Regions from separate parts of the Homo sapiens genome. Here region 1 is linked to region 2. Evidence: chromatin loops called from intact Hi-C (ENCODE). Cell type or tissue: endothelial cell of umbilical vein. All regions are shown on one strand. Each heading gives the region's core, and the rest is flanking DNA. Links, peaks and the distances in the headings are about the cores only.

Region 1 (2,913 bases), core at 181-2,680, 51 kb after region 2:
AAGAATGTCTCTTTAGGCCTCCTACTCAGACCCCAATGGTAATCACTATTCTGACTTCTATCACAATACATTGGTTTTGCCTGGTTTTGAACTTTATATGTATGGAATCATACAGTATTCTTTTGTCTGGTTTATTCTGCTCAGTGTAATGTTTGTGGGATTCATCCATATTGTAGTTGTAAGTCATTTCTTCTCATTGATGTATACTATTCCAATGTGCAAATATACCACAATTTATTTTTCATTCTCCTATTGATGGTATTTGGGTTGTTTCCAGTTTGCACTGTTACAAATAGTGCTTTTATGAACATTACCACAATGTCTTTTGGTAAACATATATATGCATTTTGGATGGGCACATACCTAAAAGTAGAACTGCTGGGTTATGAAGTATGCACGTGGTCGCCTTAGTAGATATTGCTAAACAGTTTCCAAAGTGGCTATATCAATTTATACTCTCATCAATACTGTATGAGAGCTCTTATCACTCCACATTCTCACCAATATTCGGTATTGTCTTTTTCTTTTTAGTCAATCTAGTGAGCATGGTTTCATTTTGTATTTTCTTGACTACCAATGAGGTTTAGCACATTTTCCTAAGTTTTTGGCCAGTTGGCTATCCTCTTTTGCAAGGTCCCTGTTCAAGTATCTTGTCTGTTATTCTTTTGGGTTATCTGTCTTTTTCTTATTGGTTGGTAAAAGTTATTTGTATATTCTGGATATGAGCCTTTTACTGGATATATACTTTGCAAATATTTTATCTAATTCTATGACTTATCTTTTCACTATTTTAATGGTATCTTTTGATAACCAGAAGTTTTAAATTTTAATGCTGTTCAATGTATCACTCCTTTCCTTTATGGTAATTACTTCTTGTCTTGTTTAATTCCTTCCTTACCCCAAAGTTATAAAGATATTCTCTTACATCATATTTTAGAAGACTTATTGTTTTGCCATTTTTTTTTTTTTGAGACAGAGTCTTGCTCTGTCGCCCAGGCTGGAGTGGAGTGGTACGATCTCGGCTCACTGCAGCCTCGACCTCCTGGGCTTAAGCAATCCTCCTACCTCAGTCTCTGGAGTAGCTGGGACCACAGGTGCGCACCACCACGTTCTGCCAATTTTTGTATTTTTAGTAGAGACAGGGTTTTGTCATGTTGGCCAGGCTTTTCTCAAACTCCTGAGCTCAAGCAATCTGCCTGCCTTGGCCTCACAAAGTTCTGGCATTACAGGCGTGAGCCCGTGCCCAGCCCGTTTTGCCTTTTTTTGTTTGTTTTTCGAGACAGAGTCTTGCTCTGTTGCCCAGGCTGGAGTGCAGTGGTGAGAACACAGCTCACTGCAGCATCCTGGGCTCAAGTGATCCTCCCACCTCAGCCTCCCAAGTAACTGGGACTACAGGCGCACACCACCATGTCCAGATAAGGTTTAAATTTTTTATAAAGACGGGGTCTCAATATGTTGTCCCGGGTGGTCTCAAACTCCTGAACTCAAGCAATCCTCCTGCCTTGGCCTCCGAAAGTGCTGGGATTACAGGTATGATCCACTACACCCGGCCTCCAAAACATTTTCTAATTTTCCATGGATTTTTCTCCCTCCCCAAAGCATGTGGGCATAAAAATGACCACCGGAGGGCCTTGTCAAAAGGCAGGTTTTGAAGCCCCATCTGAAAACCTCCTAGATTAGTATTTCTGGGAGGTAGGCTTGGGTATCTACACTTTACAAGTTCTCCAGGGGATTCAGATGCAAGTGGGTTCCAGGTCCACAGTCTGGTAGCAGAGCCTGCATTTCCTAAGGGCAGAGAGCATAGGTCTGAGTCACCCGGTACTGTTAGTGCCCAGCACTGGGCCTAACATAAAACCATTTGTCATAAATGAAGGAACCAATGGATGAAGGAAGAAAGGAAATAAAACACAATTTCTTATATCAAGATAATTTGAATTCTTGAATGCTGTAACTTAGGGGAACCACTGAAGCATCATTTGGTCCCAATTTAATCATATTTGAAACAAATATTTTTTTCCTTGTCTTCATATCTCTGCCTACCAAGCGTTCTCCTCACCTCTCCTATTCTGTTGTCCTGGGACATGGCTTTAAGTATGGGTTCTGCCTGTCTGCTGGCCCCGAGAAAGTGGGGATGGCACAGGAGATATCCTGAGAGGGGCTGTTCAGAGTTGGGCAGCGCTCCTTTCCCACCCCAACCCCCCAGCCAACCTCCAGGCCTTGCAGGGAAAATGCCCATAGAACCCCATTCTAAATCAGTTTATGAATCCCACCTCTCCGGGCCCTAAGCATGCCTCCCAGCCCAAAGCTTTTGAGAAACTTTCGCCGGACCTTTGTCCCGACCCAGATCCTAGCGTCCTCTATGCCCTGCCTCCTCTGCACTTGTAGCCCATGTGAGTTGCTCTCTCAGCAGCCTCTTGGCCATCTCTCCCCACCTCCACTCATGCCTCTCTCGAGCATCTCAGAAAGGCCCGAGCCTGACTTCCCCAGCCAGCTATTGTCCTGGCAGCACAGCCGCCACGCCAGCGTCCCCACCCAGTCAGCCAGCCGGCTGCTCCCTGGCCTCGCCAGCACCCCCCGCCCCCCCCCCCGCTCCCCGCCCCGCCCCAGGGAGGACCAGGCTGGCAGCTGGGAGTCTCCCTGCCTGCTCAGCCTTCCTCCTTCCCTCCCTCTCCCTCCCTGCCTCCCTCCTCCTCCGCCCGCCCCTGAGGCAGGGACCGTGCAAATCGAGGAGAGGGGGGACGGACAGGCCTGATGGGGTCCAGCTTAGGGCCCCGGACTCCCCACTGATGCTCTATCCAGGCTGGGTGTCCCCAGCATCGTGGGACCTGGATTTGTGTGCACCGGGGTGGTTCCCAGGCCAGGAGGGTCCCTCTGGCAGGCCCTTGGTGCCCTCGTTTTGCATGAGGACCCCCC
Region 2 (2,913 bases), core at 249-2,748:
CACATGCTGTGACAAAGACCCCCACACACAACAGACCAAAGTTCTCACTCCTGGGAAACAAATTAAAACCATTCAGATATCTCACACCCTAGACAGAGACCCCCCCCAAACCACTCAGACACCTCCCAACCTAATACAAAACAGAAACAGAAGTTCAAGTAGCTCAGAAACATCACATAATCTTAAGATAAAGTCCCCAGACAAATCAGAGAACCTACATTCTGGGCAGAGACCCCTCCCTCCTCCAAACAGCTCAGATACTTTATACCTTAAGCAAAATTGTCCTCACCAACACCAGCTGGGAAACATCACAACTTGGGACCCAGAATTGCAAACAGCTCAGAGACTTCACATCCTGGGGTGCAGACACCTACATAGAGCTCTCACACCCAGGGACACAAATGTCCAAAAAGCTCAGAAGATGCACACCCAGGCCAGGCGTGGTGGCTCATGTCTGTAATCCCAGCACTTTGGGAGACCGAGGTGGGAGGATCACTTGAGGCCAGGAGTTCAAAAACAGCCTGATCAACATAGCGAGACTCCATATCTACAAAATAAAAAATAAAAAACTTAGCCGGGCATGGTGGTGAGCACCTATAGTCGCAGCTACTCGGGAGGCTGAGGCGGGAGGATAGCTTGAGCCTAGGAGTATGAGGCTGCAGTGAGCCATGATCAGCCACTGCACTCCAGCCTGGGCGACAGAGTGAGACTCTGAAAACAAACAAGAGAAAAGAAAAGAAGGCATATCCAGACACATAGGCACACAAAATCCACTGAGATAAAATATCCCATTCAGACACAATCTGGACCCCAAACGGCCCAGAGTGATCAAATACACCCAAACAGCATCTGAGATGTCATGCCTAAAGATACACATCCCCGAAACTGCTTCACCCGCATTACTTCCTAGGCAAACACCAAACAAGCTCAGAGACCGCTCCCTGGACATTAATTGAGTGTAGCGGGAGGAACGATGGTGCCGTGCCAAAAGCGCCAGACTAGGCTTGTCACCGAGTTAAGGATAAACAAGACTGAAAGAGCTCACGTGAAGCAAATGACTAGGGCGAACTTTGCCGGGGTGGCATCTCCAGCCCCTTTGGGACTGTCAGTTGGTGAGTAGGCCAAAGAACTCTACTGTATCAAAAGCCACACACCCTCCTCGCTCCCGCTGCCTGAACTTCAGCTCCGCAATCGTCGTGCCTGTCACAAACTGAAGGCCAATGGGAACCAGAGATGCGAAGAGGGAGGCAGGGGCTAGCCGGTCCATCCGGAGCCACTCCGCGCCCCGGAAAAGCTTAGTCGGGGCACTCTCGCAGTAACCAATCACCTCCCGGGACGGCCCTCGACCCCGCCCTTCACATCTTGGAGCCAATCGCTTGCCCCTTTGCGGTCCCCAGCGGGATTTGACTATGTAGAAACGAGGGGGTGGAGGTAAAGTGAAAATGATGCCTCGAACAGGCTGGGAGAACCGAGTGGTGCGAGTAGGGACGGACCTAACGGGGCAGGAACTGTGGCGGATGCTACACGTGGGTTTAAAGAGACCCTTAGTGCTGTCGCACACAAGGGATTATTCCAAAATGGACAGGCGGAGTGGACTGTCCTTCCTCTGCGCCCCTCAGTGGTACATCCCAGGATAGAACTGTTCCATCCCGCGCGCCCCTTGGTGGTGCAAACAAGGAACAGCTAGTGGATGCAGATACCCATGGACCATTCCGGGCTGGTCCCCAGAGGGTGAGAGGGCAAAGTCAGGACAAAAACTGACTGTATACTCACTGCAATCTTGAACAGGAGAAAAGTGTTCCTAAGCAGCAGACTTCCATTACCTTCCTGCAGCGTCCACCATCAAACGTTTACCACGTGCTGGGCATTGTGCTCACTTGTCCCTCCCTGGGTAATGCAGAATAGATCTAATGGGGGGCCTGCTGGCCTGGGAACCCAGCCACAGTCCCCCAAGGGGCAGGAGGGATGGAACTCCTGACTGGGCTCAGAAGGCCTGATGCGGGCCAGGTGTCTGTCCTTGACTGTCAGTAATGGGTGAGAGGGACAGCAGGACCTTCAAGCTCTGTTAGGGAAAGGGCCATCTCTCAGGGGCCCCCAAGGAGAATGAGTAGGCCAAATAAATCCTGTCACACCTGAATATGTGCCCTAGCAGAATCCTCAACCTGTCTAGCTATATCTCTCACCAGAATTTTGCATTGGTTTATTCATTTGCTAATTTATTCATTCTGTCCAAAGTATGTGCCAGGCACTGTTATAGGTGTTAGGAATACAGCTGTGTGGAAAGAGACAAAAACTCCTGCCCTCGTGGAGCTTACATTCTATTGGGATCATATGGCACAAAAATGTAAGCATGTAATTTGTCAGGTGGTGGTAATTGCTGTAATGAAAAGTCAGGGTAGTGAAATAGAAGAGGGGAGGATCCTATCTAGAAAGAGTAGCCAAGGAAGATCTTTCTGAGAACGTGAAATTGACATTTCAATAGGAGATGAATATCTGAGAGAAGCATTCTGGGCAGAGATAAGAACCAGTGCAAAAGTGTTGAGGTGGAACTCTGCCTAGCATGTGTGAGGCACAGTGAGGAGGCCAGTGTTGCTGGAAGAGGTGGGAGATGAGCTCAGAAAGGTAATGAGGACCAGATTATACAGGACCTTCTGGGCCATGGCAAGGACTTTGACTTACTCTGAGCGAGCCATGGGAAAGTTTTTAGCAGAGAAGCTCCTATGCTTCTTTCAGAGGCCAGAGGCCCAGGTCACTCAAAGTATAGGGAAGAGCTCCTGGTTTTGCCGAGGGACTCCTCCAGCCCCTCTGCAGCCAAATATGCCTTTCCTGGACAATCCCTTAGACTCAGAAGGTATCCTCCCAACTGCTCCCCAGAAAAATCCATGTCAGAGGATGATACCCTTAGAAGAAGCT

The links. A loop is a pair of places that touch in the nucleus more often than their neighbours do. Peaks named below come from ENCODE experiments on the same cell type or tissue, not always from the same donor. Only the 100,000 strongest peaks of a DNase experiment are listed, where the experiment ranks them.
Region 1: it touches region 2 in a loop (8-fold over the local background); 7 of 110 quality-filtered maps call a loop at or near these places.

Annotation. Positions count from the first base shown.
Region 1 is chrX:53,045,796-53,048,708 of GRCh38, forward strand. No RefSeq gene overlaps it. Among named protein-coding and RNA genes, the nearest start is that of GPR173, 1.5 kb to the right of the region's middle. In endothelial cell of umbilical vein, for the core only: a CTCF peak has its summit at 1,630 (motif pointing right); no DNase peak of the experiment used is centred there; H3K4me3 peaks cover 523 bases; H3K27ac peaks cover 517 bases.
Region 2 is chrX:52,994,261-52,997,173 of GRCh38, forward strand. It overlaps a transcript of FAM156A not described here. Among named protein-coding and RNA genes, the nearest start is that of FAM156A, 37 kb to the left of the region's middle. In endothelial cell of umbilical vein, for the core only: a CTCF peak has its summit at 1,654; a DNase peak (open chromatin) is centred at 1,321; H3K4me3 peaks cover 1,404 bases; H3K27ac peaks cover 847 bases.